3 separate regions of the Homo sapiens genome follow, and all the other regions are linked to region 1. A link is a contact called in ENCODE Hi-C or POLR2A ChIA-PET data. All regions are on one chromosome and are shown on one strand. The core of a region is the stretch at or near the end of the contact, and the rest is flanking DNA. Distances in the headings are between cores, read along the strand shown. Region 1 overlaps UGCG (UDP-glucose ceramide glucosyltransferase). Region 2 holds the start of LINC02977 (long intergenic non-protein coding RNA 2977). Region 3 has its middle 11 kb from the start of SHOC1.

Region 1 (3,600 bases), core at 925-3,424:
GAAGTCATAAGATATATACGCTGATAAATCAATGGTAGAAAAGGACTGTTATTACCCTACTTAGTAGACATAAAATCCTATTTATTATTTACACCTCAGATATGTTGCCTTTTCTAATTAGCCTGAAATAAAGAGTAGTCATCTTTCTTAGGAGTTACACACACAGTGCAGAGCAAGAGAATTCTAAGGGGCAATTATGATTATGATTCTTGCTACCTACCCTGAACCCAGACTCCAGTGAAGCCCTAGTGTTTGTGGGACTGAACTGAACCTGACTTCTAAGAACAGAGGCACATATCTTAATTCCTTAGTAGTTATTGAGGTCTTAGGAATGAGATGTTAGTCACTGAGCTGAATGTGCTCTTTACAGTTGAGAATGATTAATTCTAAGTATGGCAGAGTGACTTCCAGAGATTAAACCTACACTAAGGCAATGGGTGTATTCTGGGAGATGTTTATTGACATACACATCACAGAGATGTTATTGACATCTGTATCAATTTGGATATTTCTAAGACAAAAATACAATTTGGTATACTAGAACACATTGTATTTTATTTTAAAGTGGCTACTCAGTTTCTTTTTCTAAACAAAAATTCTGGTATTTAAGACTAACAATTTCTTGCAGTAGGACAAATATATTTACAGCCAATATTAAGAAAGAGCTCATGGTTCAAACTGCCAAAGGCCAGATGCAAGTTCCCACAATGTACCTTTACCCCTTCAGATATGTGGCAATCATAAGACTGCAATTCAAAAGAATATAAATGCAGATATGCTTAAGAGCAAGTTGACATATTTAAAGACTGAAATCACATATCTGTCCTTATAACATTACAACAAATTTTTCCTCCCAAATGTTTAACAGTACAGGAATGATTAACTCAAGCATAGGACACACATACGATGGCCTATGATACAGCCAATAAAAATTACTTTTATGAAAAGCTATTAATGATATGGGAAAAGCTTACAAAGTCACAAAAATAAGATACAGATTATTTTTAGAATACTATCTCAACAATGTTTTCTAAAGGGCCCAGAAGGGGGTGGTGGGGGAAATAAAGACTCCAAAGTGTCCAAATGATACAATGTTTATTTTTAAAACCAGAAACTTCCTGCCGGGCGTGGTGGCTCACGCCTGTAATCCCAGCACTTTGGGAGGCAGAGGAGGGTGGATCACGAGGTCAGGAGATCGAGACCATCCTGGCTAACACGGTGAAAACCTGTCTCTATCAAAAATACAAAAAATTAGCCAGGCATGGTGGCGGGCACCTGTAGTCCCAGCTACTCAGGAGGCTGAGGCAGGAGAATGGCGTGAACCCGGGAGGCGGAGCTTGCAGTGAGCCGAGATCGCGCCACTGCACTCCAGCCTGGGCGACAGAGCGAGACTCCATCTAAAAAAAAAACAAAACAAAAAAAACAAAAAAACCCCATAAACTTCCTGTAATTGTTAGGGTTCTAGGTTGTTGGTTTTTGTTTTTTTGCATCTTATACTTTTCCATTATTTATAGTTTCCTATGGATGTTACTATTTCTAAGTTGGAGAAAAAATAAAATGAAAACATAAGTTTCTCAGGTAATTATTAGAAATATGTTTTAAAAGGACATCAAATAGGTTTTATAAGGACTTGTATGAATACATTTTCTTTTGTGTATATTTGAAATACTTTGTGGTATTTTAAAAAGGTTCTTTTGAGGGCTGGGCGCAGTGGCTCATGCCCGTAATCCCAGCACTTTGGGAGGCTGAGGCAGGCAGATCACTTGAGGTCAGGAGTTTGAGGCCGGCCTGGCCAACACGGTGAAACCCCATTTCTACTAAAAATACAAAAGTTAGCCAGGTGTGGTAGCACACCTGAAATCCCAGCTACTTGGGAGGCTGAGGCAGAAGAATCGTTTGAACCTGGGAAGTGGAGGTTGCAGTGAGCCGAGATCGTGCCACTGCACTCCAGCCTGGGCAACAGAGCAAGGCTCTGTCGCAAAAAAAAAAAAAAAAAAAAAAAAAAAAAGGCTGGGGGGAGGGGGCCAGCGGTTCTTTTCAGATCGAATGTTTGAAAGAACAATATAAAGAACTGAACTCTAGAACAGGAAGTGAATACTACAAGGCAAGAGGTTAGACTGTGTTCAGCTGGCAATAAGACCGCAGGCATTTCCTGCGCACAGCTGTTCACTGCCAGGGTACAGTCAGGGTCCCAAGAATTTCCTCACTAATGAAAACAGCTGCTCTCAACTCAGGGCTTCTAGAACACAGCAGGTTCCCAAATGGACTTAATACAGTTAACTTGAGATACCTAATTCCAGCTCCCATAGTCTCAAGCTTCTGGGAAATGAGGGGTCTGATACTATGAACATGATTTATAACCACCATACTCACCTGCTCTAAGGTGGCAGCAAAGCCCTGTCTGTCTGCTACGTAAGGCAGCCCGTGAACCAAGCCTACTTTTTCTGTCATTTGATTCACCATGTCAGTAAGCGTATCTGGAATTACTACAATTTAAAAAAAAGGCAGAGAGGGGGAGAAAAGAAAATTTGTTTTTAGTAGAATGCCCATTAATATAAAATATATTTTGTGAATTGTTATTACATTCTTAATAAAATACATTATTTTAAACATATGGATCTAATAAAATGAATCTCAACCACCTTTCTGAGGAGAATACAAAATTTCAAAAGGGCCTAATTCTCGAAAGCTAATTTATACATTTTTTAGCCCAGTATATACCTACTATGTACCAGAGGCAGAATATACTTTGAAAAAGTTACCCCCTGTTGGAACTTCTAATTTGGAATAAGGACAATCTGTCCTAGTGGAAAAGGCTCAGGAGCAGAGGCTAAAGGACCTCAGTTCTCGTGCTGGCTTCTCTACTCTCCAACCATAGGAAATGAGACTATTTTCTCTGTGAGTATCAGATTTCCACACAGGAATGGAACGTGATTATATTGAACAGAGATCTGTACACTGAAAAACATATGATAGTAAATAATTTAAGATAGCAAATATGAAGAATGAACATCATCTCTGACCAGCTGATAGATCTGTAATGGTCTTGATTAACTCATAGGAGTGCAACATTTATGTTCATTTTCTAATTTGCATTTTAAGCTAATAAAAAATTTAAATTATTGCCCAATCTTTAGCAAACATCTCATATCATTTTTACATGACCTTATTTTTCATTTCCTCCAAGTCTTTAAGAACTAAATCTACCGTATAAAGAAAAGTTGTATTTGGACCTTAAATACTCATTCTAGGTCAGTGCTTCTCAACTGGGGGCAATTCTGCCCCACAGGGGACATCCGGCAACATCTGAAGATATTTTTGCTTTTACTACTGAGAAGGGGGTACTACTGGCATCTCATGGTAGAGACCAGGCATGCTGCTAAACATCCTACAAGACAGCTCCCACAACAAAGCCTAAAATGTGAACAGTATTGGGGTTGAGAAGCTTAAGGCAATTAGAATATAAGAAAATATTATAGAACACTGAAACTATTATGAGTGTTCGAAAATGCAAGTTATAATTTCAGTATATGAAAGGCTTCTTGCTAAAATCATTTAAGTAAAAAGTCATGTGTATAGTCCGATAAGTGTATGTGTTTT
Region 2 (3,394 bases), core at 871-3,370, 110 kb before region 1:
GTTGGCATGTGATGGTCCCCAAATAGAAAGTATGTCTTTCAAAGTACTTTTATCCTCTCAGTAAACCTGCTGACCTGAGCAGGGAAGTATGACCCTTGTTGAGGTATGGAGAAAATGACAGGTGACTCAACAAAGGATATTCCTTTGCTCTATCTGACCATCAGGGCTATCAGTTTTGGAAACCAAATTCAAATAATATCATAATGACTTGTCCCTCCATGCAAAAGAAAACGGCCCATAAAAATCTATCAAATGTAATTGATTGTGAGAGGACCAACAAAAAATGTAACACGTTGCATAGTATTTGTGTGCTCAACAAGATTAGCTGTTTTCTCCCTTGTAACTTTAACATGGTCTGGCTTTACACTTCCTTTTCAGAAATACCTTGTAACTGTAATTTCCTGAGGCTGCATATCCACAGGGCCAACTCAGGGGACACACAGGCATGTTGGGCATTCTTGGGATTCTTTGTTAAATGGGGCCAAGCTCTGGGTTAAAATGGATTGAGCACAGTGGGGTGTGTGCCTCCTGGGAGGTGGTGATGCCGTGCACTCTGGGCTAAGCCTGTGGTTTTGTCCCACAGATTCGTCACTCATGCTGCTGCAGATGGCGGGTGTTGGACTGGGTTCCCTGGCTGTTGTGATCATTCTCACATTCCTCTCCTTCTCAGCGGTGTGGTATGTGAGGGTGTCATTTTTGAGAAATGACTGGAATGGAGGGGAGGATGGGTCAGAGTCACGAAGAACAGCTGGGGATGAGGGGAGTCAAAGGGAGTGTGGGTGGAGGTTGTCCTTGGCTCAGCAGAGCACACTCAGCGGTGAAAGGCATGACTAACCCTGTACCTCCAGGTAGCATGGGGGATGCCTTCCCAGGAAAAGAGCAGGACCAGTGATGGCTGCCCTGGCCACACACAGAGGGGTGGCTGAGCTTCCATGCTGCTCCCCCTCGCCTCCTCCCATGGGTGTGCGTGTGAGCTGTGCATAGAGATGCACAGTGGGAAAACCAAAGTGTGTTCATATTTGTCTCTTTTCTTTTCCTCCTCCATGTCTAGATGGCAGATGGACACTGAGTGGGGAGGATGCACTGCTGCTGGGCAGGTGTTCTGGCAGCTTCTCAGGTGCCCGCACAGAGGCTCCGTGTGACTTCCGTCCAGGGAGCATGTGGGCCTGCAACTTTCTCCATTCCCAGCTGGGCCCCATTCCTGGATTTAAGATGGTGGCTATCCCTGAGGAGTCACCATAAGGAGAAAACTCAGGAATTCTGAGTCTTCCCTGCTACAGGACCAGTTCTGTGCAATGAACTTGAGACTCCTGATGTACACTGTGATATTGACCGAAGGCTACATACAGATCTGTGAATCTTGGCTGGGACTTCCTCTGAGTGATGCCTGAGGGTCAGCTCCTCTAGACATTGACTGCAAGAGAATCTCTGCAACCTCCTATATAAAAGCATTTCTGTTAATTCATTCAGAATCCATTCTTTACAATATGCAGTGAGATGGGCTTAAGTTTGGGCTAGAGTTTGACTTTATGAAGGAGGTCATTGAAAAAGAGAACAGTGACGTAGGCAAATGTTTCAAGCACTTTAGAAACAGTACTTTTCCTATAATTAGTTGATATACTAATGAGAAAATATACTAGCCTGGCCATGCCAATAAGTTTCCTGCTGTGTCTGTTAGGCAGCATTGCTTTGATGCAATTTCTATTGTCCTATATATTCAAAAGTAATGTCTACATTCCAGTAAAAATATCCCGTAATTAAGATTGTTCTTCCCTTGGTTAATTTTTCTGTTACTAAGCGTCTTCTAAAAATGCTCTTTGCCCCCTGTTAGAAACTGAGATTTGGTGGTAGTGTAGTAGCAATGCTTAAAACAGTATTGAGCCCATGGCTAGACTAGAGTCCATGTGTGTTTCAGGGGAGGGGTTGCCATAGAGGGTGACACTTCTTTTATCTAAACTTCAGTAACTATGAATGTTACTCCATTATGAACTATGAAACATTAGATATAAGCGGTGCTGGACCTACTGTGAATATGCTAAGTTGACAGCTGGAGTCTATTTGATTTTACTTTTAAATCATGAATTGGCATTCTTTCCTCTTTTTTTTTTTTTTTTTTTTGAGATGGACTCCCACTCTGTTGCCCAGGCTGGAGGGAAGTGGCGTGATCTCAGCTCACTGCAACCTCTGCCTCCCGGGTTCAAGTGATTCTCCTGCCTCAGCCTCCCATGTAGCTGGGACCACAGGGCCCCCCCACCACGCCCAGGTAATTTTTGTATGTTTAGTAGAGATGGAGTTTCACCATGTTGGCCAGGGTGGTTTCAAACTCCTGATCTCAGTTGATTCGCCCACCTTTGCCTCCCAAAGTGCTGAGATTACAGGTGTGAGCCACACGCCCGGCACTAACTAACAATTTAACTCCAAGACTCAGTAAGAAACGAATGGGGAAGGAAAGACAGAGGCTTCTGGCATCTCTCCTTCTCCCTTGCCTGCTAGGCCTAGAGAAGAAAAACCATGGAGGAGGGGAGGTGATACTGCACAGCCTCAAGATGCAGCATAGACGAATGCAGTCCTTAGCAAAAGGAAAGGGCTTCCCAATGCAGTGGGCCGGTGTGTTCACCGGCTTGCTGGGTGTCAGTGAGGGAAGACTCTGAGTGCCTTGGGCTTATGGGCAGATGAAGAGACAAGAGGAACAAGTACAAACTGCCCATGTAGCTGCTCCACCCCAGGGAGTCCAGAGTGTATCCGCTCTATTGGGAAGAATTAGAGAGAGGCGAGTAATATCCTGACATTCAGGTGTTCAATGCCAGCTGTCAGCCTCTGGCCCCTGCCAGTGTTAGGAATGATTCCCCTGTCCTCTGGGGTACTGCCCTCCGACGACAACTTAGGATCAGCATTTAAAACCCTTTCTGCTCTCGTCTTAGGTAAATTATAGACCAGAACGGGTCTATAATGGGGACAGGTCCCCATCCTAACCCCCAGAGACCGTTTCTCTCAATAGATGAATACAAATAGCTCTCAATTTTTAATTTTTATGTGCAATAATGCAAACATACTTTTTTTTTTTTTTGAGACGGAGTCTCACTCTTTCTCCCAGGCGGGAGTGTAGTGGCGCTATCTCGACTCACTGCAAGCTCCGCCTCCCGGGTTCACGCCATTCTCCTGCCTCAGCCTCTGGAGTAGCTGGGACTACAGGTATCCGCCACCGTGCCCAGCTAATTTTTTGTATTTTTAGTAGAGATGGGGTTTCACCGTGTTAGCCAGGATGGTCTCGATCTCATGACCTCGTGATCCACCCGCCTTGGCCTCCCAAAGTGCTGGTATTACAGGCATGAACCACCACGCCTGGCCGCAAACATACATTTTTATAGCTCCTGAACTAAATTGGGTATCAATA
Region 3 (3,310 bases), core at 755-3,254, 120 kb after region 1:
CCAGCCAAAACTTTTTCTGTAAAGGACAATATAGCAAATATTTTAGGTTTTGCAGGCCAAAGAGACAGATCAAGGATATTATGAAGGTACTTGTGTAACCATTTAAAATGTAACAATTTTAATTTAACTGAATTTTAAGTAAAAGTCCCCATAAAAACCCCATCTAAAGGTCAGCAGCCTCAAAGATTTAAGGTAGATAAACTCATAAGATGAGAAAGAATCAATGAAAAAACCGCCGGAGCCTCAAAAAGCCAGAGTGCCTCTTCTCCTCCAAATGATCATGACAATTTTAAAATGTAGGAATCATTCCTAACTAGTATGCTATACAAAGAGCAGCCAGCAGGCTGGATTTAGCCCACAGGCCATAGTTTGCCAACCTCTGGACCAGAATGATATGAAAGGGAAGGAACCAATCCAGAGACATTTGTGTTAGTCACTGAGGAACCTCCCTACAAGGAGCAAAATGACCAAACTGGAATAATCTGAAAATTGTTTTGCTCACGTCTGACACTTTGGCTGGAATGACTTGAAGATGAGGGCTAAGAACCAGAGCCCCATATAACTTGGCTTCTTACAGCTTGTTAGTTTCAGGCTAGTCAGGCTTCTTGTATGGCTCAAGGCTTTAAGAGTGAGTGAATGAATCAGAAACTGCATTGACCCAGCCTTGAATATCCACAGCCTCATTTCCCACCATACTCTGTTGGTTGATGCATTACTAAGCCTACCTAGATGCAAGAGGAAGGGACAGATCTACCCCTAAATCAGAGGAATGTCAAAGAATTTGAGGGTATAATTTTATTTTATTTTTGAGACAGGATCTTGCTCTGTTACCTAGGCTGGAGTGCAGTGGTACGACATTGACTCATTGCAATCTCTGCCTCCTGTGCTCAGGCGATCCTCCCATCTCAGCCTCCTGAGTAGCTGGGACTACAGGCATGCGCCACCATGCCCAGCTAATTTTTGTATTTTTTGTAGAGACAGGATTCCACCATGTTGCCCAGGCTGGTCTCGAACTCCTGGACTCAAGTGATCCACCCACTTCGGCCTCCCAAAGTGCTGGGATTATAGGCATAAGCCACTGCACCTGGCAAGGGCATAGTTTTAAGTAATCACACTTTGGTGATCACTAGGTCTGCATATCCAGTGTTTGGAAATCTATTTCTAGCCTGCCTTTTGGATTTGATGACATTTTAAACCCCTCAAACTTATCCACATTGGCTCTTCACTCTACCGTTGGCTTTTTATGCTTCCTTGATATCCACATTATTGTAAGTCTTTGGTAAGAGGTTCTTCCCATTGGCATGGACCTACAGAATGCTCAGCCCTCTCCAAGGACAAGGATTTTATACAATACAACTAGGACTAGAGATTATTAGAGGCCCTCTGCTCATCATAGAGTTGTCTGTATAGCTGAAGATTCTATTAGCAGAGACAGGGAGGCAGCTGTACACTTGCAAAGTGATTGAGTTGCTGGCAACTCACACCACTGCTGGAAAAGTTTCTAAATATGGCCCTAAAGGCAGAAACTATAAGAAAGAGAATGATAATTTGGCTACGTAAAAATGAAAAAAGATGAAAAAATTATTTCCTCAAGTTTCTTACTAGCTACTGATTTTAAATGAAATATAAGAGCTTGTTTGTTAAAGGTGTGTAAACACTGGTGTTCTTACGTGGAGAATACAGACCTCAACATAATGTTGCCTAAGATATTTTATCAGAATGGGAGGGTTGTTTTCCTTCTGTGTAAGTGAATAATAAATACTACGTGTGAGAATGAGTCATATCCTCAAATACTTTTCTTTTTGGTGACCAATAAATCTCTCATGATTCTCATGAAAGAATCTTAACAGACATTTACTCATACATTTACCACGGTATCGAGATAGGATATACATGGGGAAACAAAACTCTGATGCCATAGGTAAGGTAGTAGAAATAACTTTCAACTGGAGACAGAACTTTCCAGTTGGAGCTTGTGTCATCCTGGAACATTTATGCCCTTGGGCAGGTCACTTAACATCTCTGAGCTTTAGTTTCCTTACTATTAGTAAAGCATAATAATACCTTGGAGAGTTGCTATGAAGATTAGAACCAAATAAACATTTACTGAGCTCCGACTCTTTGCCACGTTCTTAACACACGTGAAAGAGTGTTTGTAAAATGCTACACAAAAATGTTACATCACATAACAAATTCCCTGCTCTAAAGGAGGCCTGAGTAGAAGAAGGACAAAAGAGCATACATACAATTAATGATAACAAAATTTGAAAGTGAGAAAAGCTCTACCAGTAAAAACAAAAGAACCGATCAGAGAAGATCAGGGAATTTAGCTGGGAAGCTTGAATTGGGCTTTGAAAGATGGGTAAGTGCTTGGACCTATGGGGATGTGTGAGAAAGATAATGTAGATAGAGGGTATATGCTATGGTTTGAATATTTGTTCATTCCAAAACTGATGTTGAAATTTAATCCCCAGTGTGGCAGTATTGAGAGAAGGGGCCTGTAGGAGGTGATTGGATCATGCGGGCTCTGCCTTCATGAATGGATTAACCCATTCATGAATTAATAGGTTATCATGGGAGTGGGATTGGTAGCTTCTTAAGAAGAAGAGAGACCTGATCTACCATGCTAATCCCCCTGGCCATGTGATAACCTGTACCACCTGGGGACTTTGCAGAGTTCCCACCAGCAAGAAGACTCTCACCAAATGCGACCCCTTGATTTGGACTGCTCAACCTCCATAACTAAAAAATAAGTTCCTTTTCTTATAAATAACTCATTTTCAGGTATTTGGTTATAAGCAATAGAAAATGGACTAAGACAATACAATATGAGAAGGGGCAAACAGGAGAAATGAAAGCAAAGATAGTATAGGGAAAACAACAGTAATTTAACAATAGTGTGGGGTGGACGAAGGTCAGCAGTAGCCAGAAAAAGCTTGGAACCAAATCACAAAGAGTCCTGAAGACCACGCTAAGGAGTTTAGAATTCATTCCTTAGGAAATAGAGTTGTATGAAATGTGCAAACTTTGGCATTAGACTTGGGTTGGCCCCTCACTTCCTAGCTATGCAGTTTTGAGCAAGCCACTTGACCTCTTTAAACCTCAGTTTCCTCTTTCATATAATAGAGAGACTAATACTAACCTAAGTACCAAGCTTAGTACCTTGAAAATAGGAGATGCTTGACATATCAAAGTTATTATTGGTTAACTACTGAAGGACTTTAATTAGAGTAGTGAATATAATTTTATTCTACAGCACTATGTACACTAGATTAGAGGCTGGGAGAACAGCTAGGAGAAAATTACAGTA

The links. Hi-C counts contacts between places; a loop is a spot of excess contacts on that map. ChIA-PET counts read pairs that join two places held with the same protein, here RNA polymerase II (POLR2A). Pooled maps may share reads with other maps.
Region 2: a loop to region 1 is called in a map of CD8-positive, alpha-beta T cell, with 9 times the contacts of the local background. The contact joins the promoter of LINC02977 here to the enhancer-like site in region 1. A Hi-C loop is called at or near these places in 11 of 168 maps with a recorded cell type or tissue (B cell, CD4-positive, alpha-beta T cell, CD4-positive, alpha-beta memory T cell and 5 more), 32 of 37 single-sample maps with no recorded cell type and 18 of 50 pooled maps. POLR2A ChIA-PET finds 5 or more read pairs at or near these places in 13 of 52 experiments (AG04449, AG04450, CD4-positive, alpha-beta T cell and 10 more).
Region 3: a loop to region 1 is called in a pooled map, with 2.4 times the contacts of the local background. The contact joins two enhancer-like sites. A Hi-C loop is called at or near these places in 7 of 50 pooled maps. POLR2A ChIA-PET finds 5 or more read pairs at or near these places in 3 of 52 experiments (AG04450, PC-9 and endothelial cell of umbilical vein).

Annotation. Positions count from the first base shown.
Region 1 is chr9:111,925,270-111,928,869 of GRCh38, reverse strand. It overlaps UGCG (UDP-glucose ceramide glucosyltransferase), which reads right to left. Exons shown (of 9, transcript NM_003358.3): 5 at 2,374-2,486. Among named protein-coding and RNA genes, the nearest start is that of MIR4668, 5.0 kb to the left of the region's middle. RefSeq lists a silencer at 2,073-2,232. Within about 2 kb of position 2,174, at least 17 of the 41 ENCODE cell types and tissues checked have a DNase peak (open chromatin) inside an H3K27ac peak, as active enhancers do; they include B cell, CD8-positive, alpha-beta T cell, GM12878 and 1 more, where a contact is called at or near this core.
Region 2 is chr9:112,039,150-112,042,543 of GRCh38, reverse strand. It overlaps LINC02977 (long intergenic non-protein coding RNA 2977), which reads left to right and starts at 2,120. Exons shown (of 3, transcript NR_186812.1): 1 at 2,120-3,394. It overlaps SUSD1 (sushi domain containing 1), which reads left to right. Exons shown (of 17, transcript NM_022486.5): 16 at 584-677; 17 at 1,052-1,761. The coding sequence ends at 1,052. RefSeq lists enhancers at 73-122, 234-872, 278-1,477, 873-1,512.
Region 3 is chr9:111,804,570-111,807,879 of GRCh38, reverse strand. No RefSeq gene overlaps it. Among named protein-coding and RNA genes, the nearest start is that of SHOC1, 11 kb to the right of the region's middle. Within about 2 kb of position 2,004, at least 5 of the 41 ENCODE cell types and tissues checked have a DNase peak (open chromatin) inside an H3K27ac peak, as active enhancers do; they include endothelial cell of umbilical vein, where a contact is called at or near this core.